Linked DNA regions of Mus musculus: region 1 is linked to region 2. A link is a contact called in ENCODE Hi-C data. All regions are on one chromosome and are shown on one strand. Each heading gives the region's core, a stretch centred on a gene start or an enhancer-like site at or near the end of the contact. The rest is flanking DNA. Distances are from core to core; before and after follow the strand shown.

What was found. A loop is a pair of places that touch in the nucleus more often than their neighbours do.
Region 1: a map of heart shows a loop between it and region 2 (6-fold over the local background). The contact joins the promoter of Nras here to the promoter of Gdap2 in region 2. A Hi-C loop is called at or near these places in 2 of 37 maps with a recorded cell type or tissue (T-helper 17 cell and heart).

Annotation. Positions count from the first base shown.
Region 1 is chr3:103,054,868-103,060,841 of GRCm38, forward strand. It overlaps Nras (neuroblastoma ras oncogene), which reads left to right and starts at 3,418. Exons shown (of 7, transcript NM_010937.2): 1 at 3,418-3,573; 2 at 4,038-4,165; 3 at 5,334-5,512. The coding sequence starts at 4,055. It overlaps Csde1 (cold shock domain containing E1, RNA binding), which reads left to right. Exons shown (of 19, transcript NM_001161854.2): 17 at 482-645; 18 at 1,478-1,610; 19 at 2,019-3,319. The coding sequence ends at 2,066.
Region 2 is chr3:100,158,296-100,164,668 of GRCm38, forward strand. Gdap2 (ganglioside-induced differentiation-associated-protein 2) reads left to right here and starts at 4,168. Exons shown (of 14, transcript NM_010269.3): 1 at 4,168-4,370. Wdr3 (WD repeat domain 3) reads right to left here and starts at 4,112. Exons shown (of 27, transcript NM_175552.5): 1 at 4,049-4,112; 2 at 2,725-2,927; 3 at 1,471-1,680. The coding sequence starts at 2,895.

The sequences.
Region 1 (5,974 bases), core at 2,168-4,667, 2.9 Mb after region 2:
GTCCTGAACTTGGTCAGGGAAAGTCATCAGCCAATATTTACTTGCTTGCTTGCTTGCTTACTTGTTTATTTTTAAGACATGGTTTCTCTATGCTGTTTTGGCTGATCTGGAATTCACCCTCTTGAGTACTGGCATTTAAACTTTCATGGATGTCTCAGTTTTTTAGACTTTATTGCTTTGGGACAAGGGATAAAGTAACAACATTAGTGAGGAGAAAATAAGTGTGATTATTAATAATGTCACTTGGTGGGGATTGTCTTAGTCATGCTTAGAATAGAATGAATGGCAGTTGTTTCAGAGGTATGACTTTCCTGATGAATTCTATCATACACCAGCTGAATTTAGCTCATCATTAGTAATGCCATGTTTTCTAAGTCCTTTCTAATTAGGGTTAGCATTATCTTTCAAAGTGAATTGCTCTTCCTTTCTGTGGTATGTGTTCTCCATTGTAAATTTTGTTTTGTGTGTGCTCTTTTTCCAGTTTGGCTTTATTAACTATGAAGTAGGAGATAGCAAGAAGCTCTTTTTCCATGTGAAAGAAGTTCAGGATGGCGTTGAGCTACAGGCAGGAGATGAGGTGGAATTCTCAGTGATCCTTAATCAGCGCACTGGGAAGTGCAGTGCCTGTAATGTCTGGCGAGTCTGGTGAGTTTCTATGGTTTATTATGGTTGGAAATAACTGCTCTGAGTTCATCCCTCACTCATTCATGCATTCTGTGCTTTCTTTGCCACTCTCCTCTGGCTGGGTTTAGTAGGAACTATTTTACACTTCTATCTCTATCTAATTTTGTCTTTTTCTGCTAGTCATTGCTTTGTTTGAGATAGGTCTCAGTTTTATATCCGTGACTTACCTTACTTTCAGCTTGCTGCCATGTGCCACCATATCTATTTTTCTATCTCTGGTATTTATTGTCTGGCTTTGAGTCCTATAACCCTGACCTGAGAAACACTTAGGTACTATGATGCGTTAGCACTGTGTGTGCTGTAGCTTAAATACTAAACGGTTATATGATCCTTGTACTTAAGAGTTTAGCTTATTGGCTCGCTCTTTCTGTCTACTCACTTTTAGACTTTGTGCTGCTGAAATGTTTGAGATAGGTCTCAGTTTTATACCTTAGTCATTCTAACTTATGCTATTAGGTTTTTAATCTCAACATTGTTCCTTTAAGAGATAGGAATCTAGACCTATTTCTTCATATTTGGCTTTTTTTCAAGATTTTTTTTTTTTAACATCTTTTACCTTGTTTTGTGTATCTGGAATTAGTCTCTCTGTTGACAAGTCTAGGATTCTTTATAGCTCCAATGCTGTTGAAACTCTGAGCTGGGAAGTATATATAAACTTGTCTGTCTTGTCTTGCTAGCTAAGATGAGGCAAGAAGAGTCTCCCTCATTAAAAGTGAGTCATTTGGGTAGGGAACATACAACTGCTTGCCTTCTTCCCAGCAATTGTTGGTTCTTCTCACTTTCACTCTTACAGTGAAGGCCCCAAAGCTGTTGCAGCTCCTCGACCTGACCGGTTGGTCAATCGCCTAAAGAACATCACCCTGGATGATGCCAGTGCTCCACGTCTAATGGTTCTTCGTCAGCCAAGGGGACCAGATAACTCAATGGTATGATTTCATTAGGGATGTGAGGGAGGTCAACTAATAATCTTACTTGAGCTTAAAGAAGTTAGTGAAGCAAGCAAGGGTTGCTTATCACTAATTTGGACTCCCTAACACATTAATTCAGACCCTAATAGAGTAGATGCTTTCTATAAGAAGCACTTCTTTCCGTTTTGAGATAGGGTCTCATATGTAGATTAGAGTGGCCTTGAACTCCCCACTCTCTGCTTTGCCCATGGTAGGATAACTGATTACACCAAGAAGTGCATTTCTTGGTATATTCTATTTAATAAGTTTCTTACTCTTAGGAGAGAATTGGTAGTGGATATGATAAATACTTTCATAGTTGATTTTAGAATTGTATGTTGTGATTGTCAATACACTCAAATCATTAACTGTTATATTTCTTCATAGGGATTTGGTGCAGAAAGAAAGATCCGTCAAGCTGGTGTCATTGACTAACCACGTCCACAAAGCACATCATTAATTCACTATGGTCGAGTTGGGGGGATTCTGGTGAAGGGTTCTGAATATCTTTCTCTTCATCCCTCCCAAAATCTGGAATACTTATTCTATTGAGCTATTACACCAGTTTTAACACCTTCCTCGTGTTATGTTTAAAGAAAAAAATAAATAAATTTAAGAAACCATTTTAAAATTATGCACAGTTGCAGCCTGGAAAACTTAAAGGTGGCGCCTTATAGTGTCAATTTAGGAGCTTTATTTGGTGCATTTAACGCAACTGGTAATTGCAAATTCCACTTGGCCTGTGTAAGTGAACAATGCAGACTGTTACTTTGTTGGCCCTATGAAATTCTGCACTCTAGTCAGTATATACTCTACCTTCATGACTTAACACTCAGCTGCATTCTTTTCCTATTTTTTCCCTGTTCATTATGCTTTAATTCTGAGGACCATATGAAGGTAGAATATATTACCTTTAAAAATTGCAAAAATTTATATAGCAAACGATATTCTTAAGTTGATGGCCAAATGTTAAAATGTTATTTTCATATCATTTATAATCTTGTCACAATCCACTTAACGAAGTTTGATTACATTTCAGTGAAAATTATCTTCCCGAGTAGTTTTTTTTTTTTTTTCTTCCTGGGATGGGGGGGGTAAATAACTTTACTACAATTAGTATGTGTGGTGCAGAATTTCATGCAAATGAAGTGTGCCAGCAGTGTGATAATTTAAACATATTTAAACAAAAGACGAATGCACAAAATTGCTGCTGCTTAGATCACTGCAGCTTCTAGGACCCAGTTTCTTTTACTGATTTAAAAACAAAATGAACAAAAAAATAATAATAATAAAAAAGTTGTGCCTGAAATGAATCCTGTTTTTTTTAATAAATAGCCCCGTGGTTCCAGTGCCCTGTTCAATACAGGCACTTGATCCTTGGTGTAGCTTCTGTTCAACTTTGTATCACGGGAACGGATTGGCCTGATTTCTCGGCCTTCATCTTGAATTGGCCCCAAACAGGGTCCCTGGCAAGTGGAGTGAAGGCTTTTTGTCTAACAATGACAAGGGTCAGCTCAGGGGTTGTCGGGGAGGGCGCTTTCATCTTCCCCGTTGTCATTTGAGGTTTTGAACTCTGGGTAAAGAGGCCGTTTATCTTTGTAAACACAAAACATTTTTGCTTTCTCCGGTTTTATGTTAATGGCGAAAGAATGGAAGCGAATAAAGTTTTACTGATTTTTGAGACACTAGCACCTAGCGCTTTCATTATTGAAATGGGGGCGGGGCGGGGCTGGACTGGGTGCGGCCGGCTGCAAGACTCTAGTCGTCGGCCCACGTGGCTGGGGCGGGGACTGGGGCGCCTTGGGCGCCTAGTGATTACGTAGCGGGTGGGGCCGGAAGTGCCGCTCCCTGGCGGGGGCTGTTCATGGCGGTTTCGGGGTCTCCAACAGCTTCTCAGGTTGAAGTCCAAAAGCCTCCCGAGGCGGGGTCTGCGGAGTTTGAGGTAAAGCTCCGGCCTGCCTGGCGTCGGACTTCTCAGCGTGTGAACGCCTGGCGGGGCGGGGAGACGCGGAGACTTGGCGAGCTGAAACAAAGGCTTGGGTGGGGGACTCTGGCTGGCTCTGGGGTGATTTTCGGAGCCGGAAAGGGGAGTTTCGGGAAGTGGTTGTGCCAGGCGGACCCCAGAGCTTGGGTTTGCAGGAATTGGAAGAGGGGGGTTCTTTTCCCGTAAACTGAGGGCGGGGCCGAGTAGATTGAAAAAATAGTCGCTGGTCTTTAATCCAATAATCTGGCCCGCACTCATCTGCAAGGAATGCTATGTTTCTGAATCACTTTGAGAACTTAGTGGAAGGCCACGTGTATCGAATGGGTGCCTTAGAAACAGAAGAGTTTGGTAAACTCATAGAAGCCCTTGAAGTATTGTAGGTTTGGTTTGCCAGTTTAATCGTAATTGCTGCTTTTCTACAGGTTTTTGCTGGTGTGAAATGACTGAGTACAAACTGGTGGTGGTTGGAGCAGGTGGTGTTGGGAAAAGCGCCTTGACGATCCAGCTAATCCAGAACCACTTTGTGGATGAATATGATCCCACCATAGAGGTGAGGCCCAGCCCCTGCCTGGCCCTTATCCTCACTTTGGGCTTTCTCTTGCCCATAACGGCTCTTTGAAAGTAAAGAGAAGAGAAAGCAAGGAGGTATTCCAAAAAAGCAGTAAACAAGTTCGTGCTTACTGAGGATTTCCTTTTAAAAGAACACAGTTTTCATTGTTTCTTTATGTCACAGCTCTTTAATAGAAACGTAGGTCACAAGGAAAAAGATTGTAGGCGATCATACAGTGAGGATAGAGAACTCAGAGCTCTGGATAGTCTGAAGTTGTCATTTTTGATCTAGTCCAGATTGAGTTGGGGTAGAAACAAGTTGAGATTTTGAGTCATTGTATCTAGGAATTTCTTCACAATTTAGTTACGGATATTGAGGAAAATCACCTAAATCCTTACAAGTCTCATATTTCTATATGACGTTAAATTTCTATCACTTCCCTGGGATTAATGGTGCAGGTATGTATAAGTCCAATTTGTAAGCATTCAAGAGGCTGAGGGAGGAGGTTTCAATTTCTAGGCTTGCCTGAACTACTTACTGAGGCCCTGTTTACAAAAACCAAATATTTTTTTCATGTGTAAACCTGTTCTAACACACAGGAATGTTAGTTAAATTCAGATGTCTACACAGGTTACATTTTAATATATTCATGAAACAAAATATAAGCACATTTCCAAAACCACAGATAAGGTCTTCTAAGTTTGGACTATTATATAATAAAAATAAGAATTTGGCCATAAATCCATACTAGATGTTTCTGGTTTTGTTATTTTTTATTAGTGGTTTTGTTTTCTTTGGTTTTTTGTTTTTGTTGTTGTTGTTGTTATTGTTTGTTTGTTTTTTGTTTTTGTCTTAACCTCATAACTCAGGCTGGTTTTGTTTTTGTTTTGTTTTTTTTTGAAACAGGGTCTCACTGCACTACCCTGGCTGGCCTGAGACTTGAACTCACAGATATAAATTCACCTGCCCTTATGTCATGTGTGCATGCATGCGTGTGATTATGTATGTGTATGTTTGTTTGCTATTCATGCTACTGTTAGCGGGTTGAGGGTAAATCACATAGGTAGGCGTATTCATCCTGGTTAATTACATTTCTCTGGTTTTAAATAAAGATTGAGCCTGTCCTTGTCCCCCCCACCACCACCTCCTCACTCTTTCATATTCCCAGGATTCTTACCGAAAGCAAGTGGTGATTGATGGTGAGACCTGCCTGCTGGACATACTGGACACAGCTGGACAAGAGGAGTACAGTGCCATGAGAGACCAGTACATGAGGACAGGCGAAGGGTTCCTCTGTGTATTTGCCATCAATAATAGCAAATCATTTGCAGATATTAACCTCTACAGGTACTGGGGATATTTTCTGAAACAAAAAATTTGTATGTGCTCTGAAACTATACTAAAGTATATGGACTTAGGAAACATACAACTTTTTAACATTTTGGTGATATTGTTTTGTTTTGTTTTGTTTTGTGGAGGCCAGAACAAGTGCAACAGCAGATATGTGCCATGGGAGGCAGAAGACAGCTAATAAAAGCTCCCTCCTTAGGGCCTGGGCATCTTGGCTTAGTTAGCAGGCGCCTTTGCCCATGGACCATCTTTAAACCCCAAATATTAAAAAGAATCTGCTAGGCAGTGATGGTGCACACCTTTAATCCCAGCACTCAGGAGGCAAAGGCAGGCGGATTTCTAAGTTCGAGGCCAGCCTGGTTTACAGAGTGAGTTCCAGGACAGACAGGGCTACACAGAGAAACCCTGTCTCAAAAAACAAAAGAAAGAAAAAGAGAAGAATCTGATTTTCACTGAGTG
Region 2 (6,373 bases), core at 2,918-5,417:
TATTAGATATACAAGCACAGGACAAGTTTATGTGGTACCAGGGACCAAACCCAGGAGTTTCTATATGCGAAGCAAGCATTCTACCAACCAATGCTAATTCTTCTCATTATCTGTATTAAACAGTGACACTTTACCCTGTTTATTTTTCATCAATGTTATCTTCTACATGTTATTTTTTAACATCTTAATTTACAAGTCTAAGAGGTAGATGATAGTTTTTATTAAATATTTTCTGCTTTTCTTTTTATACTTTTTTAAATGAAAGAAGTTTAATGTCTTAAATTTATGATTCAAATCTAAAAGAAGATCTAAAATCAATCTTTTCTTCACTGTGGGTTTTGGTTTTTTTGTTTGTTTGGTTGGTTTTTGGTTTTTTGAGACAGGGTTTCTCTGTGTAGCCCTACTCACTCTGTAGACCAGGCTGGCCTCAAACTCAGAAATCTGCCTGCCTCTGCCTCCCAAGTGCTGGGATTAAAGGCGTGCACCGGGCTGGTGAGATGGCTCAGAGGTTAAGAGTGCCGACTGCTCTTCCAAAGGTCCTGAGTTCAAATCCCAGCAACCACATGGTAGCTCACAACCATCCGTAACAAAAATCTGATGTCCTCTTCTGGAGTGTCTGAAGACAGCTACAGTGTATTTACATATAACAAATAAATAAATATTTAAAAAAAAAAAAAAAAAAAGGCGTGCGCCACCACTGCCTGGCGTGTTTTTATCTTTTGAGAATTTCATATATTTTTTATATTCTTCCCCTGAACATTCTGAGCCACCCAGCTTCATTCTCTTTCTCCTTTTAAAAACAAACCAACAACATAAAGAGCAGCAACAGCAAACCAGAGCCTGATATGTGTTGGCCAACCACCCCAGCACAGGGTCTGCCCGGAGCCTGGCTGATACAGCCAGTGTCACTCCACTGAAGAAAACTGATTTTCCTCTCCCAGTGGCTACAATTGCAAATAGTGCATTTCCTCCTCTGTGCTGGGAAAACAATGATCTTTTCTTTGCCTTCTTTGAGAGAGGGTCTCACTGTGTATCCCCAGAGACAAAGCTTGGCTGACTGGCCTCTACTTCAGAGCAATGCAGGTGCCCTGAATCTTGAGTGCTGGGATTAAAGGTGTGCACCAGCACACCTGGCTTTAACTCATCAACCTGTAAAACAGATTCATTGGCAAACTATAACCATCTTCTTTTCTAATCTTCCTGGTTATATAGTTTGGGGTCCCTCTTCCACAGTGATAGATTCCAGAGTACCTCTGTGTTATTCTTTCATGCCACAGACTTTTATCAGAGAACAGAACAGGAAACAAGTAGAACACTCCCTCATACGCACCCATCCTCCTCACTCTTTCTCCCAAATGTATAGTAGCTTGGACACGGAGAATCCAACCCATCTCATAGCACAGTTTATGAGAATAATCTGCTCCTATATTAAGTGTGAGAAACAACCCTGGGCACCTGTCTGAGGCTCACCTTAGACCCAGAAGCCAGCCTGCCTCCTAGCTGATCGTACTTTAAGCTGGTGACAGCTGCTTTGTGTCCATTGAAGGTTATGTTTCCTTCACCACTGAGGAGGCTGAAGATTCGGATGGCTCCATCCTCATAGCCAACAGCTAGATGCAGCCCATCTGGGGAAGGACACAAGCAAGTGACTTCTTGTTTATTCCCCTGAAGGATAAGGATCTGAAATCATAAAGATGAAAACCAACTCAGAAGCGTGAGGCATGTAACAAGACAGCAGCACAGGAATGACCTCAGTACATACACATATCAACACATAACACATACACATATCAACACATAACACATATCAACATATAACACATATTACACATATCAACATATAACACATACACATATCAACATATAACACATACACATATCAACATATAACACATAGTACACATATCAACATATAACACATACACATATCAACATATAACACATACACATATCAACAATTTCCAGTCACTGATACACGAGGATAAAACTTGACAAGCAAAGACCATAAGCTCCTCAAGAGGTCATCACGTCCTCTCAAGCTTGGTGCTGGTGTGTATGCAAATGATCCAGGCAATGAGCTAAGTTAGCAACTTTGTATCCCAGTGATTTCTGATACAGAGCTATAAACTCATCCTTGTTGTAACTCAACCTACAGTACTAACAGTTTCATCCCAAGAAGAAGCTCTGGGTAGCAACAGGCTTCTATATATTTACATCTATAAATCTATATGTAACTCATCTCACCTCCTGGGAGTCACACAGTAAAGAGGGATAATTTATCTCTTTGTGCTTAGCAAGAAAGGAATAGCTTCTGTCACAGTCAAAGCAGAGTGAAGCAACCAATGAATCTCATCAGTTATGGTTAAGAGAAGGACTGCACAACACAGCAGAATGACAGTCCTTTGAAATTCTACTGCTTTACAGCTGGCTGTGAGAACAAGCAGAACATGAAAAGCAGAACCGGTCGACAAAAGTAGAAGTTAATAATGGCTAAGAATAATAACCCATGAAAACGAACACACCCATTTAAGCAAACTCCTGCTTGGCTGTGACTTTCAGAACACAACAGAATCTGGTGCTAGCCGTCTAGAAAAATAAAAGGGAAGTGATCTCTTGGGGGACTCACACACAAATGAGTGCAGGCAGGTCAGTCAAGGCTCTCCCACTTCACCCTTCCAAGAGTCGGTGTCATTTAACGGTGTCCATTTCTTATTTCTGACTTACCTTCTCGCCTTTCCTTAAGTCCCAGATAAAAACGTGTTCACAGGCGGGTACTGCCACATAGCGTCCTTTCTCACCACGGAGTGTCACAAAAACAATGTTACCTTTTTGGCTGCCAATCAAGCCAAAGACAGCACTAGCCACATAGCGCAGATACTGTTTAGTAAGCCCCATGCTGGGCTGTCTGATGACACCGGGAAGGCAATCTGTGTAAATAAACAAAATTCAGTTTTTGCAATACAATGACTCTGCACAGCTAACAAACAGGAACCTTTTTTTTTTACATGATCAAAAGCATGTAACTTGGCACAGATGGTAAAGTACCTGCTGTAGTACCCGCACCCACACATAAGGCCAGGCACAGAAAAATGCAGGTCTATGACCCCAGCACAGGGAAGGCAGAGAGAGAGATTCCTGGGATTCGAAGAGACCCTGTGTGTAGATCAGAGGAAGCCCAGAGTGAATGGGTCCTGCTGACATGAATGTAGCCATGTCAAGGACTTCAATGCCCCAGACCAATAGGAGAGGCATCATGGTCCTTTGGTTCAAGTGGGATGTTTACAGTGTTCCAGAAAATGTTCACCATAGCCTTCTTCCCTCCCACCACACCACCATGTGTACTGACTGAAGACTGCTCCCCACAGACTGTCCCTATTGCAATTAGATATTATCTCTATACAATCACCCTGTCTCCTTGTTCAGTTGTAAGCAATAATCCCCTCTTCATTTTCAACTGTATATAATAAGCTCGCAGAGCTTATGGGGCTGCTGCAGTTCCTCTATCCAAAAGCTCAGACCAACCGATCTCAGCTTTTATGCATGTGTGTTCATGTGTCTGCCTTTTCTACCCAGTTTTCTCTTCCCTGCACTTTCATCTCCAGTTTGTCTTCAACGAGCTGCTGCACTGGTTTTCTATCTAGCACTTCCACGTCCACGATTTTCGCTTCAAGTCATAGTAACACGCTTGTTTATCGTTTTCACATGCACTGTACCTACCCGAGGGCTTTAAAGCTTATTTCTCAAATAACTTCGCTTGTTTTCCTTCCTGCGACCTGGTCACTCTCAAACTATCCCCCGCACCTAAGTTTCTATTGCACATCATCCCCGAAATAATCCAAGGAAATCGGGCAGTTCCAGCAGCCTCGCACTCCGGCCCGGGGGCAGCGCGCGGCCTCTGGGTTCTGCGATGCAGACGGCCGCGGCAAAGGGCTTCTCCCCGGCCTCCCTAGTGCCCTTAGCGCGGAGTCCCTCGCCGCGTCGGCTCACCGTGAACACCACTGTGCGGGGAACCGCGCCCCGCGATCCCTAAAGAGCCAGCAACACTCACCTCACTCTCCACGAGGCTCCAGCAGACAGCGCTGCCTACGAGACCCGCCACTTCCGGTCCGATTGGAAGTTTCTTCCGCCCGGCGTTTCCCTTACCTTCTAGGCGGAAGTGACGGCAGAGCGCTGTGATTGGGTGGCGTGGCGGAGAGGAAGCGGGTACCTTCGCTGTCAGATCGCTGTCGCCAGTCACCCTGGCCTCTGGAGACCGGTTCGCTTCAGCCTCCGCCTCTGGCAAGCAAAGTGTACGGATGTCATCCGCCTGAATTCTGCCACGGATCTGAGTGAGCTGCGGGCCGCCGCCCGGATGGGCCCGCCCGAGCGCTGTGAGAGAAGGGCGAAGCCGGGAAGGGAGGGCGACACAGTCGGGTGCGGCGGCTGGGAGGGATTGGGCTGGCGGGTCCTCCCGGGCTTTGGGCTTCGCACTCAGGGTAGGTTGGGTCGCCAAGCTCTGGGGACGCAGGTCCCCGGGATTTGCTGGGACGCGGTGCTGCGAGCAGCCCTGCGGGTGGCGGCTCTAGCAGAGTCCAGCCCGTCCTATAAATCGGGTTCCCTGTGGTCAGACGCTGAGCCCAGGATGCTGAGTTGTAAAAAGACCCCGCAGTCCCTGGAGTGACATTGACCTGGCTTTGTGTTTCCGCTTTCAGGTCACTTGAGAGGGAAGTGACCCTGGGCTTACTGGTCCTTAATTGTAGACTGAGACTGAGCCACTCTGTTAACGAGGAAATTAGCTTTTCTTCTCTTGCCCCCTTTTATCCTTGGGCTGGTCTAGAAGTTTTAGAAACGAGGTCTGATGTCTGTAGCTGTCTATATAACTGTACGTATAACTATACAAAAGAATTGATCCCTGCCATGGTTTACTGAACCTCTGTAGCCAACCTAGAAATTAGACATGTAGACAATTGTAGCTGACAGGTAGACTTGTCTTCCTTATTTTTTTTTTTTTTTTTTTTTTTTTTTTTGAGACAGGGTTTCTCTGTGTAGCTCTGGCTGTCCTGGAACTCACTTTGTAGACCAGGCTGGCCTCGAACTCAGAAATCCGCCTGCCTCTGCCTCCCAAGTGCTGGGATTAAAGGCGTGCGCCACCACGCCCGGCCTTTCCTTTTTAATTTTAGCTACTATTTACTGGGTAAGATTTTCTTAGTGATTTAAAACATGTCCAGCTCATCCTCTGTGTTTAAGAAAATTGTTTTGAAAGAAGAATCATTTGTAGTGGGTTGGATGAAAAGAAGGCAAGAAATCGTGATGATAAATTTATTCCAGGCTGGGGAGGAACATTTGGATAGATGTGTATGGACCCTACCTCCTGTAGATGCTGTGCATTTCCTTGTTAGAGATGGGAGATGTGTGCTTTGGTGGGGAAACAGTTTAGAAGATTTCAGGCCTGCCCAACCTTTAGACATTGCCAATTGATGTTGTCATCTTTGGTCGTGGGATCAAAGCCAGGTTTTGTCCACAACTTTAATACCAGCACTGGAAAGCCAGCCTGGTATGATATAGAGTGCTGCATCTAGCATCCCTATCACCACCCCTCCTTAGACAGAGTCTCACAAAGGCCCTGTTCTGGAGCTCTCTGAAGACCATGTTGTCCTTGAGCTCACAAAGATCCACCTGCCTCTGCCTACAGCATGCAGGAATTAAAGGCGTGTACTGGCCCGCCAGGCTAAACTAGCACACCTTAATCTTACATATTTTCTTATCCAGTACTTTAAGATACATTTTCTTATCTAGTACTTGAAGAACAACATTATTATTTTAAGTTTCAAATTGCACTCTGTATGAAGACTTGCAACTGAAGCATGCTCTGGTGTGTTTAATATGTAGGTGACACTGCTAATTCACCGGAAAACATGTGTTTTGTATGTTTTTTTGAATGATGATTTACAGTTTACCTGGGACCATTGATGAAGGTTAGAGGTCTGTTTTATTATAATGTATTTATTTGCTGATATAGGTGAGCACGGACATGTTTTCATCTGAGCAGCTTCCATTTGCATAAAGTAACTCTTGTAAATATAATTGATTTGGCATCAGGATGAATATGGTGGGTGCTTTCACCCTTATATATCCTGGGCATTTAAATATTGAAATACAGAGCCATAAAGAATAATAAACCTGTTATTTGCCAAAAGCAACAAACAAGCTGCTTAATTATTAGAGGTCAGATTCATGGTCCAACTCTATGTGTTTCCCAGACTTAGCTCACCTGTGTAAACATTTGACAGTCATCTTCTCCTCTTAGTTGGTTCTCACTCTCCCCCCCCCCCGCCCTTTTTTTAAGTGGCACCATTCATTTTGTTTTATTTTGTTGAGATAAGATAATTCTGGC